Regions from separate parts of the Homo sapiens genome. Here regions 2 and 3 are each linked to region 1. The links are chromatin loops, found by intact Hi-C in ENCODE. Cell type or tissue: heart right ventricle. All regions are shown on one strand.

What was found. A loop is a pair of places that touch in the nucleus more often than their neighbours do. Peaks named below come from ENCODE experiments on the same cell type or tissue, not always from the same donor. Only the 100,000 strongest peaks of a DNase experiment are listed, where the experiment ranks them.
Region 2: it touches region 1 in a loop (2.8-fold over the local background); 9 of 110 quality-filtered maps call a loop at or near these places.
Region 3: it touches region 1 in a loop (2.1-fold over the local background); 14 of 110 quality-filtered maps call a loop at or near these places.

Annotation. Positions count from the first base shown.
Region 1 is chr11:45,653,755-45,657,754 of GRCh38, reverse strand. The region is part of intron 1 of CHST1 (carbohydrate sulfotransferase 1); the gene reads left to right. Among named protein-coding and RNA genes, the nearest start is that of CHST1, 9.9 kb to the left of the region's middle. In heart right ventricle, a CTCF peak has its summit at 2,305 (motif pointing right); a DNase peak (open chromatin) is centred at 2,314; H3K27ac peaks cover 103 bases.
Region 2 is chr11:45,601,917-45,605,916 of GRCh38, reverse strand. No RefSeq gene overlaps it. Among named protein-coding and RNA genes, the nearest start is that of CHST1, 62 kb to the left of the region's middle. In heart right ventricle, no CTCF peak of the experiment used is centred here; a DNase peak (open chromatin) is centred at 1,806; H3K27ac peaks cover 1,229 bases; H3K27me3 peaks cover 333 bases.
Region 3 is chr11:45,742,704-45,746,703 of GRCh38, reverse strand. No RefSeq gene overlaps it. Among named protein-coding and RNA genes, the nearest start is that of LINC02690, 6.9 kb to the left of the region's middle. RefSeq lists enhancers at 1,571-2,070, 2,071-2,572, 2,709-3,275. In heart right ventricle, no CTCF peak of the experiment used is centred here; a DNase peak (open chromatin) is centred at 1,503; H3K27ac peaks cover 2,500 bases.

The DNA.
Region 1 (4,000 bases):
GAGAAGGGGTCCCTTGGGCTGACCTAGACCACAGAGGCCGAGTCTGGACCCCAGCAGCTCACCCCTCTGGAAGGTTGCACTGGTTGGATTGTGTGTTGGCATACTGCTCACATGGAAGGATGCTCTAGGACACTGTCCCATGAAACTCGTCTTTGGATTTCTTAGGTACAAAGTCTTGAGGACGAGTTCATGGTGGCACACGCACAGAGCTCTGTAAGAGCTCCCTTGGGAGAAATCTTGCACTGGATTCAGTGTCAGGAATAGCTGGACATCTCTTGAGTGGATGCTTTAATCTTTATCTCATGGGTCCTGTGAAACAAGTAAATGAAATATTTCCCTTTTCCTATTGGCTAGCTCAGTAGCCCACACATGGTGTGACTCTTGTACACTGACTTGGCCTCTGGTTGTTTCAGACTCTTATACCCTTGTTTTCCCCTTGCCTTGCCTTCATTTTCATCACCTCATTTTCCTTAGGAAGAAAAACGCCTTGCTGTTTTATGCATTTTAGCCTTAACTAAAACATTCATGGGGGATTAGTGCTGGCTACGTCAGAGTCAGGGAGTAAGCATTTCCCCTCTGCAGTCTCCATCCTAGAGGCCTGTTCGCCAGCTCCTCCCTCCCTGTCCCATTCCCTTGTCCCTTGCTCCAGTTCTTGGGACCCCAGAGCCTTGGGACCCCATTCATCATGGCTCCTGAGTTTGTCCGGAAAGACGATGTTCAGGTTCTTGCCCTGCCCTCACTGTGCTGCTTCTTCATCCCCCAGGGCTTCACAGTAGTTTTTTAGGGAGAAATGTCTGGGAGAAGAGTCATTTCCCCATCCCAGGGCTCAGCTGCTCCCATAGCCACAGGCCCCCTCTGAAATCCAGCTTTATTTCAGCTCCGTCCCTGTATCTCAGCAGTCCCCAGCTGCCTACTGTCCTTAGTGGCCCACCTGAGCAGACAAAGCCCATTTCTGGCGGAAAAGCAGTGCCTTTGACCCTGGTGCCTTGGAAATGGGGGTGGGGAGAGCTGGCTGGCAGTGCCTGGGGGGGGAGGGTGGGAGGCACAGTGAGATGCCAGGGCTGATTTTCAGTACCGCACCCTGTCATCAATCACCCCTCTACTTCCTACATGGAGTGGCTTCACTGTGTCCCCCAAAATTAATAAACTCAAACTGAATCAAAAAGCTCAGTGTAAACGGTGTCTCCTCCCACCCTAGTCTCCTCGAGGCCCCCTCCCTCTGGGACATCTCCCGTTACTAGCTCAGAGCAAGCTCTTTCAGTGATTGTTTATGCATATATACAAATATACATGTCCACCTCCTTAAACAAATCTGAAAAGGTGGTGTACTATTACACACATGTTTTCTGGCTCTAGCTTTTGAAACTTATATATGCTGGGTGACTGTTTCTATCAGTACGTTCATGTCTGAGGAGGCTTCTCTGATATAGTCGGTTGGAAAGACAATTCCCTGGACATGTTAATAATGAAGGGGTTAAGCTTCTAGGAAAGAGTGGGGTGCCCAAGCTTGGGCTTTCAGAGGTTCGGGAAACTTCTCAATTGTGTGTGTAAAATTGTGGGCACTAATGGCATTTCTAAGGGGAGGGATTGTGGTTCGAAAGGTCTGTGGCCCAGAAAAGGTGAAACAAGGCCTCAGCCCTGGGTTTCATGGGATTTCTGTACAGCAAGAGGTGGGGGCTAACTTGGCAGAAGGCAGCACCGCTAGGTTCTAGGGCCGCCACCCCCTGGCGCTGCCACAGATCAGGCCGAGGTGGGGGACAGAAATGCCCAGCCCTAGAATCCTCCTGGAAGATGACTGGGTTTTTCCCACTCCCAATGGAGGGTCCCCCTGTCTGCTGTGTGGGTGGCCCCAACTGTCCCTGAGAATGAAGTCTGGGGCCTTCCTGGGATTATAGAGAACACCAGGGTTAGAACTGGGAGGCCCTTCAGTCATCACTGGATCTATGGTGTAACTGAGGCACAGAGAGGCCAGGGGGTGAGTCCAAGGTCACCCATCCGGAGGCCATGTGGGCCAGTCCTGCCTGTGACATTCAGGTCTGTGCTCCTTCCCTGCCAGAGCACCATGAGATGAGCGGGAGAGGCCCTGGGAGAAGGCGAGGCTGCCTGTTGCAGCTGGGCTCTCCCGGTGCGGCTAGGGTGGGGGTGCACGGAGCAGAGGCCGCAGCCCGGGTGGGCGTGCCATCCTCACACCTCACTGCATCTTGCAACATCACCTCCCGCTGGCTGCATCCTCACATCAGGTTGTAGCCAACAGCCCCAGAATTCTGAATACAGCAGCGATGACGGGACTACGAGGCTGCACCGCAGGATGTGGTCACTAGAGGGCAGCAGGAAAGCCACTGCGGTGGCTCAGCAGGAAGAAGTTCCCAGGCCGGGAGAGGAGCTGCAGGAAGAAGGGGCGGTGGGCAGAGCCAGACCCCGTGGGCTGCAGGATGATTTGTTCTAGGCCCTTTCCTGAGACAAAAAGCAAACCAGACATTTGGTGATGATGATATTAATTGACATTTAGTGAGTGCTTACGCTGCACCAGGCACTGTACTCACTAATTAGTCCTCACAACAGCCTTGTTATAATTATCCCCATTTTTGCATATGCGAACATAGAGGCCCAGAGAGGTGAAGAAAGCTAGCCAAGATCTCTCAGCCAGTAAGTGGCTGAGCTGGGATCAGCAGGGCTGGTGTCAGAGGCTGGGTTGGGTCTATATGCCTGGCATTGACTAAATGCTTTAAGACCTTCAATTCTTACCAGCACTACTGTAGCTATGACCACTTTATGGATGGGGAAACTGAGGCTCAGGGACAGCTGGTGAATCACCCACGCCCACACACCTGCTGAGTGACAGATCCAGGTAGGCATGGTTCAGGGGGTGAGCTCTGTGAATTACAGTTTTCCAATATAGAGCTGTTCACTGCTCCCAGTCTGTGCCCTCATCTCAAGTTCACTGATAATGAAATCTGAGCTTTCTCCTGGGAGTGAAAGCTCACCAACTTGCCTGCTTTCTAACAGAAATGATAGATCGTGGTCTCCTGTGTCCAAGGTTTGCTTGGATTTTTACTAAGCAGAGGTAGAGGGAGGCCAGGCCAGAGGTTGCTAGAAGCCTAGGGATGGGCTCTGGGGGCCACAGTCTGGCTTGGAGGATGAGGGCATTGAGGAGTCTTTTGTAGTGGCTAAGGCTTCCTTGGGAACAACAGGACCTGGCCCCAGGGCCTCTGGTTTCCAGGGCAGATGCCTTTAGCATACCAAGGACACTTGGCCAGCCCCAGGCCCAGCTCTGCCAGGCTGGGAGAGCGGGGACATTTCCAGGAGGGCTGGACTTCCCCCATCTTCCCGTTCCCATTCCCTGGCTTTGCCCTCCCCGGGGGTACAAGGGAATGGCCTGTGGCTGGGCCTTCAAACACATGCCCCTCCTCGGTGTCCAGGCCACACCTTGTGAGGCCGAGTCTCGCTGTCTTAGGGATTTATAACATCCAGCTGCTTCAGTGACTTCTGATTTATTAGCAAAGCAGCAGCTTCCAGTCCTGGCCTTAAGTTTCTCTGGGTGGATGAAGAGTTGGGGGAAGAAACTTAAACGGCCCCCTCCCCAGCAAGATGGCAAGATGTTTCTCTTTAAATAAAACCCTAGGGTGAGTTCTGCTTTTGGAATTGGAACCCCAGAATTAAGTGAAGACTCCTTAAGGATTCTGTTTCCTGTCTTGATGAGGACCAAGGAGGGTGTAATATGAGTGGAATTAGGGAAAAGGATTTGAACGTGGACTTCCTAGCACGTTGCCTGGGCTGGAATCCTGGCTCCTTATTATGGGTGTGAGCTTGGGGAAGTTATCTAACCTTGAAGGGCCTCAGCTTCCTTATCTGTAAAACGGGGTTGTGACAGTATCAACTTCATAGAGCTGGCATGAGGGTGCGATGAGCTGATGGCTGTGAAAGAAGCATGTGCCTGGGAGGAACATTGTGAATGCCCAGCAAGTGCTTGCCTTCCTTGGTGTTATTTGACCCATAGCAT
Region 2 (4,000 bases), 52 kb after region 1:
AAGAACCTTCAATGGCTCCCTAGTGCCTTCAAGGGAATGGTCAAAGCCTTTATCGTGGCTTACAGGCTCTTTCCTACACTTTCCCACCTCGCCCTGCTGAGCTCCATGCACACTGGGAACCTTCAGAGCTTTTGAAGGGTTGCACTCTCCTCCCTGGGCCTTGGCCTCAGTTATTTCTCTCTTCCTGGACACCTCTGTTTACTTACCTGGCTGTCTTTTACCCATTCTTCCTTTGTTAGCCTAGGCTGTGTATCCCCTGGGAAGCTCATGTCAGGATTATGAGCCCCTTTATATTCCCAGATCACTATTCTCTGACCAGAGCACAGATCCTCTTAGGTTAGAATTTCCCACTTACTTAACGTCTTCTTCCTTCAGGGAGTGATACCCCCAGCTGTGGCCTTGCTTGATAACATTTGAGGAAAGAATGAATGAATGAATGAAGAAGCCCCCCAACAATCTGTTGCAGGCTTTTCTCCTGGGGGAGGTGGTGACATGGGCAGAGTCTGGCACTCCCTGGGGACAGAAGGGGAGGCAGAGAAATTACTTCTCTCACAACGTTAGTGCATCAGATTTCAGAAAGCAAAACAAAATGAAACAAAACAAAATGCCTAGGCAGCTGGGTTCCCTACACCAGTGAAGAACTAGACACCATTTAAACATCTGGCCTTTGGGAACTGGTTCAGCAAATTGGGTCTGCCTATTCCATGAGGAATTGTGCAATGATTAAAAGGGACCCTTGAAAAAGAAAAAAAGAAGCCTGGAAAATCACAGCAAAGACTATACAGAAAAATAGCAAAATGGTTGGGATAATTGGTTATAAGTAATTTATTATGATCCTGGGACACACATAATTTTGCATTCTGCTTTTTCCATATAATTTATTATATAGAAGTATATGTACAGTATTTATATGTAATTTATTATACATAAAAATATAGAATGCAAAATTATGTGTGCTTCAGGATTACGTGTATGGGACGATGTTTGCCTATACGGTTGAGACTTGGGAGGGAGAGGATAGACTGAATCTTCATTCCCCTGGGGTTAGGGGCTAACAGAGACAAGAGTCATATCTGTGACAAGGGATAAGGGTGAGAGGAGAAAGGAAGACAGCTTCCCAGCTCTTGGAGGAAGGGGATTCGCTCTGAGGGGCCTCCAGAGAGGGGATGCCTTGATTTCCCATTGCTCCTGCCTCTCTCCTTTGACCACCTTAGAGTCTTGCTGGGAGGGGCTCCCCATCCCTCCTGTTGGCCACTCTGGAGAAGCCACTGAGGACAGGCTTGGGATTCCTGGAGAGGGACATAGGGCTATGTGGACCAGGGACTGCTTCCTTTGGTCCAAGCTCCAGGCTGCCCCCTCTCCTTGCTGCCACATGGCTCCCCTGGTCCCTGAGGAAGCAGAGCTGTGCCTGCCATCTCTGGTGGAGGAGTGTGGAGTCTGTGCTTCTTCCTGTCTGTGGTCCTGATGTGCCTCCCTGGAGCCGGCTCTGCTCTGCCCCTTTCCTTGCTGTCCCACGCCTGTTTGCACACTGATCACCCCCTTTGTCTCCCCTAAGATGCCCCACCTCCAGAGGCCATTCTGAGGATCCTTTGTGCTTTTATTCTCCTTTCATTCCTGTCCCAGCACTGGCTAACGGGACCTCAGGGGAGGCTCCGTGTCTTAACACCACCACTGGACATCCTTCCTTCTCTAGAAAGCCTGGAAAGGGGGTCGATTCCACCCTTATCCTGAGGAAGGGCCTTACTTCCGGGCCCCACTTATGGTATTTCCCATTTCCCTCTGGAGTCCTGCGCTTCCTAAGCAGGAGTTTGCTCCCCGAGGGCGGGGACGTAATCACCGGTCCCAGTGAGCTGTTCTTGGGCCAGAATGTGAGGCACTTGTGTTTTAAGAGAGAGGCCAAAAAAAAAAAAAAAAAAAAAAGGGCTTCATTGTGGAGAAATGATTGTTCAGGGAAAACTGCAGTCTCTGTAGCAGATTGGTGGGGGAGGTATTTGGAGACACAGGGCCAGCTCCACACTCCTGAAGTCATCCTACACAGGGGACTGGGGAGTTCTTTGTATTATTCTGTACTTTCCCAATCATCTAAGATAAACATGTTTTCTTTTAGAATCAGGTAAAAAGCTAATAAAGATTCGTTTCCCCCTTCTTGGCCAGCTTCTATTTCTCCCCTCTACAATCACCCCTAGGGCAGGTAAGGAACTGGTGTAGATGGCAAACCCGAGAGCAGAGCCTTTACCCCACTCTTCCTTCCACGAGCCAGGCAATAGACAATGTGGGCTTTGGAGTCAGACAGTTCTGAGTTTGAGTCCAGGCTTCACTGTCGGCCTGCTGTGTGACCATATGGGAGTTACTTAACCTTTCTGAGCCCCAGTTTCCTCATCTATTCCATGTAGTTAATATCTATGTTCAGGGTTCTTGTGAAGGTGAAATGCGTTAACTTGTTTTTTGTGCTTAGCACAGTGTCTGGCACATGATAAGCACACCATAACTGGTGTCTTCTATTTACAAAAGAGAAAGAAAGTGTTGTTTTGTAAAAACAACCTTCTAAAGCTCTATACAAAAAACTGCCTCCATTCAGGTATGTGTCCTGAGCCTCAAGGTTTGACTCAAAGAATGAATTCCTGGCTGTTGTCATAGGTCAGTCATCCTGCTCCAGTGTCTGCAGAGGGATGTGATGGCAGGTGCTGTTGGCGTGTGAGTGATGCCTGGGCTACTGCAGAGTGTCTCCGTGGCAACTCCGCTGATGCCCACCCCTGCACCCAGCCAACAGGACTCACCCCTCCATGGGCAAGAAGCGTTGGTGGGAGGGGATGAGGCAGAGAGGGATCCTCCACCTATGATTCAAATTCCAGAGGATGAAGAGAAACAGAAAGAGAAAACCATTTGAAAAAACAATGGCCAGAAACTTCCTGATGAGAACTATATACCCACACATTTAAGCAGTATAATGAGTTCTAAACGGAGTGCACACATACACACTTACACACACAAAACCACACAACCACACCAGGACATATGATAATCAAATTTCTAATAACCAGTGACAAAGAGAAAATCTTCAAAGCAACTGGGGAGTAAAAACAGGAAAACAGATAAAGCCATCACACACTTAACAGAAATTATGCCAAGTCAGAAGATAATGGAAACTCTGTAACTAAGAATTCTCTATCCATTGAAAATATCCTTCAAAAATTAAGGCCAAATAAAAGCTTTTTCAGACATACAAAAGCTGGCAAAGTTTGTCTTTAGAAGACTTCTACAACCACAAATATTAAAAGACATTCTTCAGTCAAGACAAGAATGGTACTAGATGGAAAACTGGTCTATGTAAAGGAATAAAGAGTGTCAGAAGTGGGAAAAATATGGGTAAATTTAAGGAATTTTATTTTCTCATTTTAAAATTTCTTTAAAAGATGATTTGTATTGATAGACTTATTATAGAGATAGATGTAAGACGTATGATAACAATAGTATGAAGGACAGGAGGGAGAAATGTAAGTATATTGTTTTAGGCTTTCTTCAACAAGTTAAATATTCATATTCATATTCATATTATTATTATTTTGAGATGGAGTCTCACTCTGTCACCCAGGCTGGAGCGCAGTGGCATGATTTTGGTTCACTGCAACCTCCACCTCCCGGGTTCAAGCAATTCTCTGCCTCAGCCTCCCAAGTAGCTGGGATTACAGGTGCCCACCACCATGCCTGTCTAATTTTTGTATTTTTAGTAGAGACAGGGTTTCACTATCTTGGTCAGGTTGGTCTTGAACTCCTGGCGTCATGATCCACCCGCCTCAGCCTCCCAAAGTGCTGGGATTACAGGCATGAGCCACAGTGCCCAGCCAAGATTCATATTTTAAACCTTATAACAACCACTAAAATAAAACAAAGATATATAGCTAATAAGCCAGAGGAGATAAAATTGACTACCAAAAATATTCAATTAACCCTAAAAAAGACAGGAAAAGGGGAAAAAGGAACAAAGAATAAATGATACAAC
Region 3 (4,000 bases), 89 kb before region 1:
TCCTGGGCTCAAGAAATCCTCCTGCCTTTGCTTCTCCAGTAGCTGGGACTACAGGCATGTGCCACTGCACCTGGCTAATTTTTGTATTTTTAGTAGAGATGGGGTTTCAACATGTTGCCCAGGCTGGTCTTGAACTCCTGGCTTCAAGTGATCTCACCAGCCTTGGCTGTCCAAAGTGCTGGCATTACAGGCATGAGCCACCGCACCTGGCTTAAAGAATACATGTATTATTTAGAGATGGGGATAGAAATAACAGCAGAGACAGCTTTGGGGAAACAAGGTGAAAGGATAGGAAACAGGAGACTTCCATTTTCAATTGTAAGCTTTTTGGGGCACTATTTGGTTTTTCAGATTTATAGGTAATACTTTGATGAAAATAAAAACAAATTTAGACAAATAGGTTTGGCTCATATTCTCTCCTCTATGAAGGAAGATGCCCCCCCACCACCCTGCTGTCCTGAGCCTTCTCTCTCTGTGACAACTTGAGCACAGGGCTTGTGTCCCCAGCACTGACACATGGCCCTATTCTTCATTTACTCAAAGACTAAGTGAGTGAATTTTTTTTTTAAAATAAAGTTTGTCAAGTTCAGGATAATTTAAAAAACAACAAAACCCAACTTTTGAAGAGGTCAAACTGGGAAAGTTATGCTGCACTCACATCAAGGGGCACTTGTCTTTTACTGGCTGTTACAGGTGATAATGACACTTATTTATTTATTTATTCATTTTTTTATTTTTGAGGGTCCAGTGTGTTTGGGTGAGGTTCCAGGCCGGATGGGAACACGGTGGGGTTAGAGGCAGATATACCTGGGCTCCAAGGTTATCTCTGCCACTTACGAACTGTGGGTTTGAGGCAACTTACCCTGAACCTGTGTTTCCTTATCTCCACTGTGGGGATAGTAACAGAAAAAATACTTCGTAGTCTTGTTCAGGATGAGAAAAATGTCGGTGAAGTGCCTAGCCCATAGTAGGTGCTGGTTAAACAGGATCATTTTCTTAAGCTGCAGTATATTCAGTGACAGCAGCTCTTCCCTTGACCCCACTTCCTGAATTCCTGTCCTTATGGAACTTTCTGGGAAGCTCTGGCCTTTGTCTCTGACACCACTGGGCCCTGGGCTCTGTGTGGACACACTGCATATTAGCACAGTGGCTCATGGCACCTACACCATTTCAGAGACATCCGAATAATTCCATTTTGGGATTTGTGCTGAGATGGTTTCAGTGGCTTTGCTTGGTTTCTAAACAAAAGTTATTTAGGTGGGAACAGATTCAACTTGAGGTTTTCGTGATTTTCACACGACCTTTAAATACCCCTGATTTGCAGTTTCCTTCTTTCTCTAATGAAAAACTGGATCGTCTTGTTAAAAAGAAACTTAATGTGATGCTGTTGGCCTGCAAATCTCCTAGCCTCCCTCTCTCCGTTTCATTGGCTCCCACCCTCTCCTGTCTCCCTTGGCTGCTCCACCCACCCTCTACCCCGGCAGTCCTCAGCTGGCCTCCATCCACTGCTCCCTCCGTGGGAACGGCTCGCTCAGAATTCACCAAGGCCTTCCCGGTAGCCACATCCAGAGATTTTGTGCAACTTCCTTCTTCAGGCTGAATTTAACCCCTCTTCTTGAAATGTTCTCGTTCTCTGGCTTTGGGACACAAAAGAAGCCTACTTACTTGTTCCCTAAAGTTCAGTCCTTGCTTTTTTTTTTTTTTTTTTTTTTTTTTTTTACGTTATTGCTTTATTCTTTACGCCTTTAATGATCACCTCTATGTGGATTATTTTCTTAGCTCTCTTCCCATTTCAAGTGTCTTCCTGGAGTCTTACTCTTGAGTCCTGATGGACTACTGGCCATTTTCCCTGAGGCATCTTGAAGGTACCTCACCTCTAAGACAGATCCAACCATCTGTCCTGGCCCTCTGCCTTTACTCCCTCCCTTAATCCATGGCACTTGAAACCCTGGAGTCTTCTTCCCTTCATTACCACCCTCCCTTCAGCATTTTTTTTTTTTGAGACAGCGTCTCGCTTTGTTGCCCAGGCTGGAGTGCAGTGGCGCGATCTCAGCTCACTGCAAGCTCTGCCTCCCAGGTTCACGTCATTCTCCTGCCTCAGCCTCCCCAGTACTCAGCCTCCCCAGTAGCTGGGACTACAGGCGCCTGCCACCACGCCTGGCTAATTTTTGTATTTTTAGTAGAGACGGGGTTTCACCTTGTTAGCCAGGATGGTCTCGATCTCCTGACCTCGTGATCCACCCACCTTGGCCTCCCAAAGTGCTAGGATTACAGGCGTGAGCCACTGTGCCCGGCCTCCCTTCAGCTTTTACATCATGAACCAGTCCACATCCTCTGATCTAATCAGAGTGGCCTCCGCACTGTCCCCAAACATGCAGTCACTCCTGTGTTATGCCTGGAATATCTGGGAGGGCACACTTTCACAGTCACATTTTTCAAAAAGAGAGCCTTTGTGTTAACCCATGTATATATTTGCTCAGAGACCAAGGATCGTGCAAAACATCCTTTGTCCCATCAGTCTCCCAAAGCCGGGCCACAGACTGTGTGTATGGCCTCATCGCCGTGCAGAGGACTTGTCCTTCTTCTTGGGGTCAACTTGACCAAAGGTGTGTGCAGGGGGAGATGGTACTTCTAGGTTCACAGTTCAGCCCTCTCCTCAGAGTCTTGGCTCCACCCTGCAGAGGAGACGTTAGAGCCTTCAGAATTTAAATTCTCCAGATTCTTAGAGCATGTCTAAAACAAATCAACTATTCTCTTGCTCCTTGATGCATTATTATGCTAATAAAGTCGCTGTCTTTTTACTTAATCTTGCCAAGGAGACTTTCTCCTCAAGGATGGGGAGGGGAGGCACATTCCATCCCGCCATGCATCTCATACTCTTCCCCACCTGTATCTTGGTTTATGCTGTTCTGGTCATCTATTTGGGATGTATACTTCCCTCCCATCGCTGTAATAACAATCTACCTATTCTCCAAGGCAGGGAGATCTTAACCACTTTTGTGCCATGGGCACCATTTAATGGTCTGATAAAGCCTATTAGGCCTGTCTTCCAAAAAATGATTTGAAAGATATAAAATACACAGGATTATAAAAGAAACTGAAAACAGTTACTAAAGTATTCAAAAAACCAAATTTATGATATAAGAATACTTTCCTTTATTAACATAAAAAAACACAATTTCTTTTCTCTTTTCCTTCCTTCCTTCCCTCCTTCCTTCCTTTCCCTTCCTTCCTTCCTTCCTTCCTCCCTCCCTCCCTCTCTCTCTCTTTCTCTCTTTCTCTCTCTCTCTCTTCCTTCCTTCCTTCCTTCCTTCCTTCCTTCCTTCCTTCCTTCCTTCCTTCCTTCCTTTCTTCCTTTCCTCTTTTTTTTTTTTTTCAGGGTCTCTCTCTGTCACCCAGGCTGGAGTCCAGTGGCACAATCTTGCCTAACTGCAGCCTCGAACTCTTGGGCTCAAGAGATACTCCCACCTCAGCCTCCCGAGTACCTGGAACCACAAGCATATGCCACCATATCTGGCTAAATTTTCTATTTTTTGTAGAGATAAGGTCTCGCCCAGGCTGGTCTCAAACTCCTGGGCTCAAGTGATCCACCTGCCTCTGCCTCCCAAAGTGCTGGGATTACAGGCATGAGCCACCATGCCTGGCCAAAAAGCCACTATAATTTCAAAGTACAGTAGTGATGAACATAAATTATATTTTGTTCCTCTCTCCAATATCTGCAACATTACGTGTGATAGCAAAGTATCTGTTACATCTACTTCTGTGGTTTGTAGCCTACATTTATAATGGAAGAAAATGTGAAGTTTCAGAGATCAGTGAATCTGAAGATGTAAAATTTTCCTCATCTAAATTCTTCTGTCCATGAATTCTATGAGTTCTTAATGGGAGGCCCCTGTCAAGGACATTAACTCCTCCTTCCTTAATTCAACCCTTCTTGACTACCACACTTCTGTTGGAGTTTTCCCTCATGCTAAACTCTTACAATAGTTATTTGCCTATT